2 separate regions of the Homo sapiens genome follow, and region 2 is linked to region 1. A link is a contact called in ENCODE Hi-C or POLR2A ChIA-PET data. All regions are on one chromosome and are shown on one strand. Each heading gives the region's core, a stretch centred on a gene start or an enhancer-like site at or near the end of the contact. The rest is flanking DNA. Distances are from core to core; before and after follow the strand shown.

Region 1 (5,022 bases), core at 1,126-3,625:
AAGAAACAAGCCAGAGATTGTTGCTATTTTATTGATGACTACCTAACATTTTCTTAAGGACTGACACCCTACAAAACCGAGTACTTTCTTATTACAGACAACAAAATTGTTTGGTCATCAATGAAGGGTTAAGAGAAAAAAATCTGTTAAAACTCTCTACCAGGAAAATTCATATCCTGAATACACTTGAAATACGTGGTAGATTTAATTCCACAAAGTTATAAAAAGAGCTAAATGATTTAAAAGTCACAAATCCTCACAGCATGCCTCTGAGTGAGAAAGGTACCTCATAGTACCCAAAGCGGGCCTTCCTTTATACAAGCTTAAAAATCACCACTCTGCCTTTCTTCCTAGTTTTTCAACTCATACTTTACCTAGTCTCACATTAATAAATAATTGTAGATTTTTACAAGTCAGTCACATTTTTGAGATTATCATTAGAATGGACCCAGCAGCTACTGCTTTAAACCCAGTTTTCATGAAAAGGTAGGAGATTCCACCTAATTACAAAAACACTAACATCAAGACTCATTGAAGTTCTTAGCATACCCTTTGCTTCTTTAACAGTCAAAGTGCCCAAAGTAAGTGTTTCAAATGACAGCCCAAATTCTGAAAAACTGAAATTTGGAGAGAAGGGATTCCTGTTTATATTGAGTACATTTAAAAAGTAAATGGCCTGCATAATGCCACTCAAGTTTTGTTTTTTTCCCAAAATTATCGGTTTGGTATTTCATTTTTCTGGATCATTACAGTTTCAAATTTTAACACTGTTAAACAACTTTGACGTTTTCTTGCTATAATTATGAATTTTAAATCTGCTAATACTGGTCATAGTTTAGAAACTAATAAATTCAAACCATGTATAGATTCTGTCAGTATCTTTTTCACATTAAAATGTCCTTATGGAACACCAAAATTACTACAGAACAACTTGAAATCATATTTTATAGCTACTTCCTTAAAATATTCAGTTCCCTTCCCCATCACTTAAGAAAAGAGTCAGTTTGGATCATGATGTAGTGGGAGGAATTAATTATAAAAACAGCTAATATGTATTGAATATTTACCATAAAACAGGCACTGTAATAAATACGATACATGAACCATTACACGTAAAGGTACTGTTATCAGGAAAACATTTTTATCCCCAATTTAGAGACAAGAGAACTGAGGCAGAGAGATTAAATAACTTGCCCAAAATCAAAGATGTAAATGGATGTGACTCTGGGTATGTTCAGATACAAAGCCTAGAATCTTAACCACTATGCTTATGTTATCAAGGTTAAAACACCGTAGTTTACTGCAAAAAATTTTTCACTGCTTTAAATTATTCATTAACTCAAAGGTCAACCGGTCACTCCAAATCATATGATAAATGGGGGGGAAAATGTGGGACCAATAGGTTTGCTGAAGTTTTGTACCTGCTCAGAATAAACATATCACACAATTTTATTCCATATAGCCAAATATAAGGGTAACTGAGTAAAGATCTTCACTTGGGTACAGCAGTCAGTTCCTTCTCCATCCTAAACCAGAAAGAAAGCACTGTTCTTGGATATGCCACTTCAACAAGAGTGTTTTTTCTCTTCCACCATCAAAGCCTTAAGCAATAGAACGATTCTACCAGTCTACTGTTGCCTGTCTCCAAAGCAGCCCTATTATCCGAGGACGAACACCAGCGTCAAGGACCTGTGTTATTTTTCTGGCTTCGCTTCTCAAAATAACTTATCTTCTCCTCTTGATGAATTACTTGATAGGCTCAAAGACTTGCCTAAACTACTAATTCTTATTATCAAAGCTATTTTCTTTCTCCGCAACCGCCTTTTCAAGTAGCCCTTGGTCCACTCTTCAACGCGATTTGCACCCTGTGGCAAGGCCGCCAGGGACACTCAGCAGGGTTCCAGGCCACGGACCCCAGTTTATCAGCTCAGCGCCTAGTGTGGGCATTCAAGAAATTCTCGTGAATGAATAGCTGGAAGGCAGCGTGGGTGGAGGCGGGAAGAGGGGGCTTGAAGGAATTTCACGCAGCTGAGACCACTGCAGCGGCGCCCAGTCTGGGGAGGGAGAGACCGGGGCAAGTGGGAGAACCTGGGGCCAAGGCAGGGGCCGCCTCGGGCGCTGCTGGACCGGCAGGAGCAGTCGATCGCACCCAGAGCTGGGAAAATGCGGGCGCCGTCTCCGCAGGCCCCCCGCAGGGCGCTCTCCGGCCTCGACCACAGCCTCCGCCTAGCTCCCTGTCCCCGGCCTTCCGCATACAAGGGGTCCCAGCCGATAAGCCCTCCTTAGCCAATAGCCAACCCGGGACCCACACTCGCTCACCTGAAGCTCCACCGGCAGCACCGCGCTCCGCATCCGGCGCGAGCTTGGCAACCCAGTGGGTCCGCGGGATCAGCTGATTCATGGAGGGCGGGGCCTCCGGACAGGGCGGGGCTGCAGGGCGACTAGCGAAGGTAAACGAGGGCGCGGGCGGCTCTTGGAATCCGAGCTCCTGGGAATTGTTCTTGGGAGACTGTCGACGGCGTCTGTTGGGGGTCAAAATTGCTGAGAATGCGTTAGGCACTGCAGGCTACGTACTTGGGAGCACAGTCTCTCCCTTAGTTTAGGGCGGAGCTATCAGTCCTGAGATGCGCTTTGATGATGACGTAGAATAGAGTCGTCCAAGCCTAGCTACCCGAGCGCTCCCATGGTAACAGGCGGTGGTGAAAGTGGTTGGGAGCAGCAGTCGTTTGTTACCACCTCAAACTGCAAGGGCCGGAAGTATAAAAGTAAAAAGGCTGAAATATTTTCAAATTGCCTTTATGGACAGTACCCTAACAGTGGTCGCTTCTCCCCCCTACTCCCGCGAATGACGTCATCGCCTCGCGGCCCCGTTTCGCCATTGTATCCTCAATGTGTAAACTTACTGGTTAGTTGCAACCCCAAAAGATGGGGTGGGATAGGAGAAAATGAAGTGGCCTCTCCAGTGATTCCCGTAGTACTCCCCAATATACAATCAGTAAAATCAGCTTTCTTGTCCCGCGCACAGTTTCATAACACTGTTTTTCGCAGCCACAGTCCCACCCCACCCAGCCTGCACTCTCAAGTCCTCCCATGATTTTATGATTTTCCAGAGCTGCCACTCATGTCGCACAGTGGGTGCAAACCTTCTGCTGCTAGGCATTGTGCCATCGCTGGACCTGCAAACATGCAAATATTTAGACCATCAACGACAGATGTGTAGTCGGGTTCTGAAACTCCTATATCCTATTCACCAACACCCTCAACTCAATTTCCTCCCTGATCCTTCGCCCACCTGCAAAACTGTTAGTCTGCAACAGTTCAACCAACCTTGCTCACTCCTGCATCGGTGCAGAAAATCACACAACCCTGAGAATTGGCACCACTGCGAACGAAAAGTGTCCAACTTCAGTCGGGACTTCCACGTGCGACTACGCAATATTGCTGAGCCTAAGACAGTCACATTTACACATTGCTACTCAGATTATCTCCTATTCCCCTCCCCTGCTGTTCCCAGCCCTCACGCTCTTCTAACCTCTTACTGAACTCTACTCACTCACCCGCTTTGGTAAAAATAAAAATAAAAAATTTTGTCTCTTACATCTCTGAGGAAAGTGAGACCACTAGAGGTGAATTTCCTTAAATCCCAAATCCCATCAGCCACTACCACAAAACCTACCTGCAACCAGTTTTGATTTGTTTTGTTTTGTTTAGAGGGAGTCTCGATCTGTCGCCCAGGCTGGAGTGCAGTGGCGCGATCTCGGCTCACTGCAACCTCCGCCTCCCAGGTTCAAGCGATTCTCCTGCCTCAGCCTCCCAAATAGCTGGGATTACAGGTGCCCGCCACTACGCCCGGCTAATTTTTGTGTTTGTAGTAGAGATGGGATTTCACCATGTTGGCCAGCCTGGTCTCGAACTCCTGACCTCAATTGATCCACGTGCCTCAGCCTCCCAAGGTGCTAGGATTACAGGCGCGAGCCACCGAGCCCCGGCTCCTTTTCACCGAGTCCTTTTCTTCTCCCTCTTTCTTCTTAGAAGATCCTGAACTCAGGATCCCTAATCTCCCCAAAGGAAAGACTTTGTTCTGTTGATGAAAAAAGACAAACTTTATAAAATATTTGAAGAGGTTAAATATACTCTGATCGAAACATGAGTAACCATGGCCTGGGACACAGCCTCAAGAAGTCCTGAGAACATGTGCCCAGGGTGGTTGGGTTATAGCTTGGTTTTATACATTTTAGAGAGACAGAAGTTATAGGCAAAGACATAGATCAATACATGGGGGGCCGGTGGTGCTCACAGATTATAGGTGGATTCAGAGACTTTATGATGGGTTGAAAAAGCTAAGCTTTTCCTAAAGAGTTGAAGTTAGCAGAAAGAAATATTTGAGTTAAAATGAAGGGGGTTATAGAAGCCAAGGTTCTTGTTACGTAGATGAAGCTTCCAGGTAGCATATGTTATAGGACCTTAAAATGTGTCAGACTCTTGGTTAAATCTCTCCTGGATCAAGAAAAGACCTGAAAAAGGAAAGTGATTCTGTATAAAATGCAAATTCCCCCCACAAGAGACAGCTTTGCAGGGTCATTTCAAAATATGTCAAAGAAATATATTTTGGGGTAAAATATTTTTATTTTCTTCAGGGCCAACTATCTGTCTTGTAATGCTATACCATAGTCAGGTTAGAGTTGGATAATCTTATTGCTACAAGAGTCTATTTTGTCAGTCTTATGATCTCTATTTTCATTTCATGAAAATGGTTTAGACCACTTTAATGCTGGTCTAAACTCCAAAGGGAGAGGATATAATGAGGTATGTCCAACCTGCCTTCGCATCATGGCCTTAACTAGTTTTTAAGGTTTTCTTTAGGATCCCCTTGGCCAAGGAGGGTGGAGGGAGATCTATTCAGTTGGTTGGGGGGGCTAAGAATTTCATTTTTTTATTTACATTTCCATTACTTATCCCTTCTCCTTCATGTATTTTCAACCTCTGCCTGTCTTCTTATTCCTATATACTTACAGTGTATAA
Region 2 (5,022 bases), core at 1,114-3,613, 100 kb after region 1:
CTCAAGCCTCCTTTATAACCTAATTACCTCCCAAAGTTCCCATTTTCTAATACTATCACTTTGGTGATTAGGTTTCAACATAAATTTGAATTTTGGAGAGATACAAACAGTCAGACCATAGGATTCTTTTCTTCACAGTTGTACTTAGACATCTGTGTGATAATTTGATGAACATCTGACTCCTCTACCTGAGCTGCCAGAAGACAGTCTTGTCCTGTGTCTCCCAAAGCCAACCACTTACTAGCACATAGTAGTTGCTCAATAAATGTATTTGCTCATCTCCAGATATATATTTCAACATAAGATCAACTTGAGGATTTGTCCTTACTGTGATTTAAGTACTTAATTCTCTCTCTTCCTCTGCTCCATCTCAAGGGAACCAAGAGAGCTTCCTAACTAATAAGACTGGGTGAGCTTCAGAAATGCTGCAAACAAGTGTATTTTCTACCCAAGCTTCACCCTCCAGAATCACCTCTTTAGAATTCTGTGCTTTTCCCCCTCCAGATTTCTGTGCTTGCCACCCTTGGAGTCCAGAGCCTTGAACATGTTTTTTGTTTGTTTGTTTGAGACAGAGTCTTGTTCTGTTGCCCAGGCTGGAGTGCTGTGGTGCAATATTAGCTCACTGCAGCCTCTACCTCCCAGGTGCAAGTGATTGTCATGCCTCAGCCTCCTGAGTAGCTGGGATTACAGGTGCATGCCACCACGCCCAGCTAATTTTTATGTTTTTAGTAGAGACAGGGTTTCGCCATGTTGGCCAGTCTGGTCCCAAACTCCTGGCCTCAAGTGATCTGCCTACCTCAGCCTCTCAGAGTTCGATCGTATTTTGAATCAGGCCTTTCTACTTGGTTGGGGCTGCAGTGTTCCTCCAAAAAGAATCCTTGATTATATATTTCTGTTTATAATTATATTTCTGTGTCTTTTATGTGTACATGGTGCCCAGACACACGGTGGAGGGCAAGGGAGCTGAGTGATAGAATGAGGAGATTTTTCCCCTTCAACTTAGTAACAGGACAGTCAGTAAGAGTTTAGTATGGGGGTTACTTTTCCAGTTGCCATCAACTTTAGCAATTCCAGGAAAATTCTACTTAAAATCTAAGTCTAGCCATCTCCTTTTCTTTACTTTTTGTTTTTATCCCTTTGTTTTTCAGAAGGGAGGCTGCTGGAGAAACTCTATTTTTCTCTCCCACTTTTCCAGGCTGGGCAGGGTTCCTGAAGCTGAAGACCTGGCCTCCCAGATGCTAAAAGGCTTTCCCAGAGACCGCGTCTCCGCCCAGGAAGCACTTGTTCATGATTATTTCAGCGCCCTGCCATCTCAGCTGTACCAGCTTCCTGATGGTGAGCGAGGGAGTGTGTGCGTGTGCGTGAGTGCATGTGCGTGAGTGCGTGTGTGTGTAAGTCTTGGTGTCTTAAGTAGTTTGCCTCAGCACCGGAGAATCATAGCATTTACCCCCAGGAGTGAAGTTAGAGATCAGTTTGCCTGGGAGAAGCAAGATAGGACCTAATCTTGTCTGAGTTTTGCATGAGCTTCTCTCAAACTCTGAAGCACTGGTGGGGAGAGGTTACAAGGACCTCTTTGTAATGGTCCAGACATTTCACAGGTACACATTTACACTCAGAAATTGGATGAGATGGACGTTGTCTCTGAGTTGTTTGCCTTAGCTACCATCTGCCAGGAAGCCACACCAGTGTTTCTAACAAGACTCTTCTCCCTTTCTGCGGAGAGTAAGATGATAGGTGAAGCGGATATGTCCTGAGAGGGAGCTGGGCCTTTCTTGATTGGTAATAGCAAGCTGCAGAAGGCAGTGCCGGGGTGGGGTGCTGGGGGAAGGGAGGTCTCCTCCGAGGCTGCCCACCTCCTGTAAACACAAGTTACCTTGGAATCAGCCTTTGCTGCCTGGGCCTGAAGTCATCTTCCAAACCTGAAATCTGCTGAGGGATCATGTGGTTGGAACTCCCGTCATGTTTCTTGGACTGTGGCCAGGAAGGGCTACAGGAGGATGTGGGCAGTGGTCATGGGGGACTATCCTTAGGTGAGGTTTCTTTGAAAAAAAATCCACCATTCAACTAAAAATAGTTTTAGGAGCAAGGGACAAGTAGACAAGAAAAGCAAAGCTACCAGGAAGGAAAAACAGAAGAGAGAGAAGCAGCCAGGGTTGGTTTTAGAAGTCCTAAGCCAGAGAAAAGAAAGCTTAGGAGGGAGGGCCTAAGGGCTGGAACTGCGATGAGGACACTGGAAGGGGCGTGGGGGAGTGGCGATGGGGTGCAGTGAGATAAGGATGGGGACAGGGTGAGGAGCTACTGCCCAAGAGGTGTGGAAACAGCCTGGTCCGCCTTGCCAGAGTTTGCAGACGCAGCTCCTCTGTGTCTAGGACATCGTCCTGCAGCAGTCCAAAGCGCTTAGTTTGGGACTTGCTGAGGCATTCTGTTTTATGACTAAAGTGAGTCATTTAGGATCTCCAAAAATAACCATAATCATACAACTGGGGTTAATGTCTTACTTAACCCTGTAGAAAGAGTCAGTCATTAGTATTTATTAAATTGCCATTAAGTGTCAAGAACATATTGAGTGCTATAAAAAGTTGAGGAAAACAAGAGACTTGTCCTTGGCCTCCAGGTTCTTATGAAGTGGGAGGAAAAGAGGGTGAGGAAGAGGAAACGGGGCACCCTCGCACACATATCAGCACACATCATATCTAAACAGCAAAAAATCTGTGCATAATCAACTGCAGATGTGCAGAGACTATGTGTGTGTTGAAGGCAATTATTTGGAGGAACAAGAATTCAAATGAGATGGATTAGACTGGAGGTGAATCTAAAGTGGAATTTGGAAGGAGGAGAGAGGCATATGGGTGGAACAAAAGACATTGCAGGCAGATCCACAGTTCTCACTCCTTTCCTGGTACCTCTGCCCCCACTTCAGCCCCATTCCTCCCCGGCCACTCCCATCCCAATCCCCTCTTCCCAGTCCAAGCCCCTAGATTGTTCCTTTTCAGCTTTCTCCTGTCAGACTTGGGACTTATAACTCTATTACTTCATGCAAGTGTACACGCTTGGATGTACATACACACGCACACACACACACACTCCCTTCTCTCCACTTAAAGAAACTTTCCCCATTGGCCCTCCTTTAGGATCTGTTATTCCACATGCTGACAATTGCTGGGGATCTTCAGAGTTTTCTAGGCTCCAGCTTTTGCTTGACGCAAGATGATTAGGAAGAAACAATCACTGTCCAAACTGATGTGTTGTTAGAAACTTGGGTTTTGATTTTTCCTGGCTGACCCAAAAGCAAAGCCACCAACAGAGGGGCCGTGGTGCATGGGTATCTAAGGTTGTGTGTGTATGTGTGTATATGTGTGTGTGCGTATGTGTGTGTGTGTGTGTGAGAGAGAGACAGAGAGAACAATCTGTATTCCTTCCCTGTTCGCCCAGTCACAGAGCCCAAATCTACTTTGACACTTTTAGAAAAATGAAAAGATGGAATCTTGTAGGAGGCTGCCTGCACTAGCGGGGGAAACCAGGAGTGCTCACAGCAGGAGGGAAGTTGACTTTTCTTTATACATATAGGGGTTTTTCCATGCAGAGTTTAAATTATGCCTGATAAAAGGAGTTTCGTGGATGTTTCAGTTCTTTCAAATTCTCCTGGCTTCCTCCCAATTAAATGAGGTTTGTCAAAGCCACAGGGCTCTGCTGCTGCTGCCTCGGCGGACAAGCATTTCCTGCAGCGACATCTCGAATCCCCGAGGGAGAAGATGAAAGCGCCGGTGCCAAGAGACAGGGAAAGGCGGGGGCAAGATTGGGTGTGTGTGCTTCTGTGTGTGTGTGCTCGTGCACATGAGTGCACGAGCATGTGTGTGTGCTTGTGTATGTGTGTGACAGGGTGGTGGGTGTGCAGAAATATGTATATAGACAGATGGACAAGTAGATAGAAAAAGCAAAGCTACCAGGAAAGAAAAATAGAGGAAGAGACAGAAGCAGCCAGGGCTGGTTTGTGCACCTTCGTGACAGTGGCTCTCACCACCAGCACATTATCTACTAAGAGATGCGGTCCTTGGCCTGGCAGTGCCAGCCTGCTTTTTCATTGCCCCTGGCAATGAGCCTTTATTAACAGCCTCCTTTGCAGACAGAGCACACCAGTGGGTAATCACAGTTCCCAATCTGCAGGGACATAGAAACTCCATCCCTGAGGAGGGCTGCCCCAGGCATGAGAATTGTGCAAAAATCGGCATGCTCTTGTGAGTGATTTGTAAGGAGAGTTTCTCTGCCATAATTATGCAAGAAATTTTGCTCTCTGGTGGCATTTCAGTATAAAATTATTTAGGGGCTTATATTTATATCATTTTATTATTCTGATTTTATTCTGGTTGCAGGATAACAGAGTTGTCACTTTAAAATATATTCTGTTTCCCCTTTGATCTGGAAGATGCCAGCTCTTATTGTCTGCCCTCTAAAGAAGACAATTAAAGCATAAAGCCTGGGACTGGGAAATACGTGGAGAGTGGAAGGACAGCCTAAATCCCAGTGTAGGAGCGGCATAGAAATTCCACACAAAATGAAAGAATTGTTCCAGTCCATCTCTATTTTCATGACGCTGAGAAGTCCCGAACAATGCTTTCCCTAGGTTGTGGCAGTACGCTTAGAGCCAAAGGGCATTTATCAGGGGGTTATTTGCCATGAAAACCAGGAATTCCAGGATTAGTTTCCTTTTGGACAGCACCTGAAGTGGAAAAGTGTGAATATTAGAATGGCAAGCATGTGGGAACTTCTGCCAAGTTCTGACATTTTCCCTTATTGACTCGTGAACACCTGAAGAAACACTTGTTGAAGGAGAAATTATTGGTAGTCCCTCTCAAAACACAGCCAACAGCAAGCTAATTGCTTTTGCAGATGGCCAGGGAGTCGCTCTTCCCACTCAGACACCGGCTTATGGCCACACTTGTGGTCCTCGTGGCTGAGCCAGCAGGGCAGGACGTCAGCTGGAGCAGCTAGGACCTAAAATTAGGCCCTTGGCAACTCTCTAAT

Evidence for each region. Hi-C counts contacts between places; a loop is a spot of excess contacts on that map. ChIA-PET counts read pairs that join two places held with the same protein, here RNA polymerase II (POLR2A). Pooled maps may share reads with other maps.
Region 2: a pooled map shows a loop between it and region 1 (2.5-fold over the local background). The contact joins the enhancer-like site here to the promoter of ALS2 in region 1. A Hi-C loop is called at or near these places in 5 of 50 pooled maps. POLR2A ChIA-PET finds 5 or more read pairs at or near these places in 6 of 52 experiments (A673, AG04449, AG04450 and 3 more).

Annotation. Positions count from the first base shown.
Region 1 is chr2:201,778,558-201,783,579 of GRCh38, forward strand. It overlaps ALS2 (alsin Rho guanine nucleotide exchange factor ALS2), which reads right to left and starts at 2,376. Exons shown (of 34, transcript NM_020919.4): 1 at 2,320-2,376. RefSeq lists a silencer at 2,046-2,215 and enhancers at 2,346-2,415, 2,426-2,655, 2,666-2,735.
Region 2 is chr2:201,878,833-201,883,854 of GRCh38, forward strand. CDK15 (cyclin dependent kinase 15) reads left to right here. Exons shown (of 14, transcript NM_001366386.2): 12 at 1,196-1,335. Among named protein-coding and RNA genes, the nearest start is that of CDK15, 75 kb to the left of the region's middle. Within about 2 kb of position 2,364, at least 3 of the 41 ENCODE cell types and tissues checked have a DNase peak (open chromatin) inside an H3K27ac peak, as active enhancers do; they include IMR-90, where a contact is called at or near this core.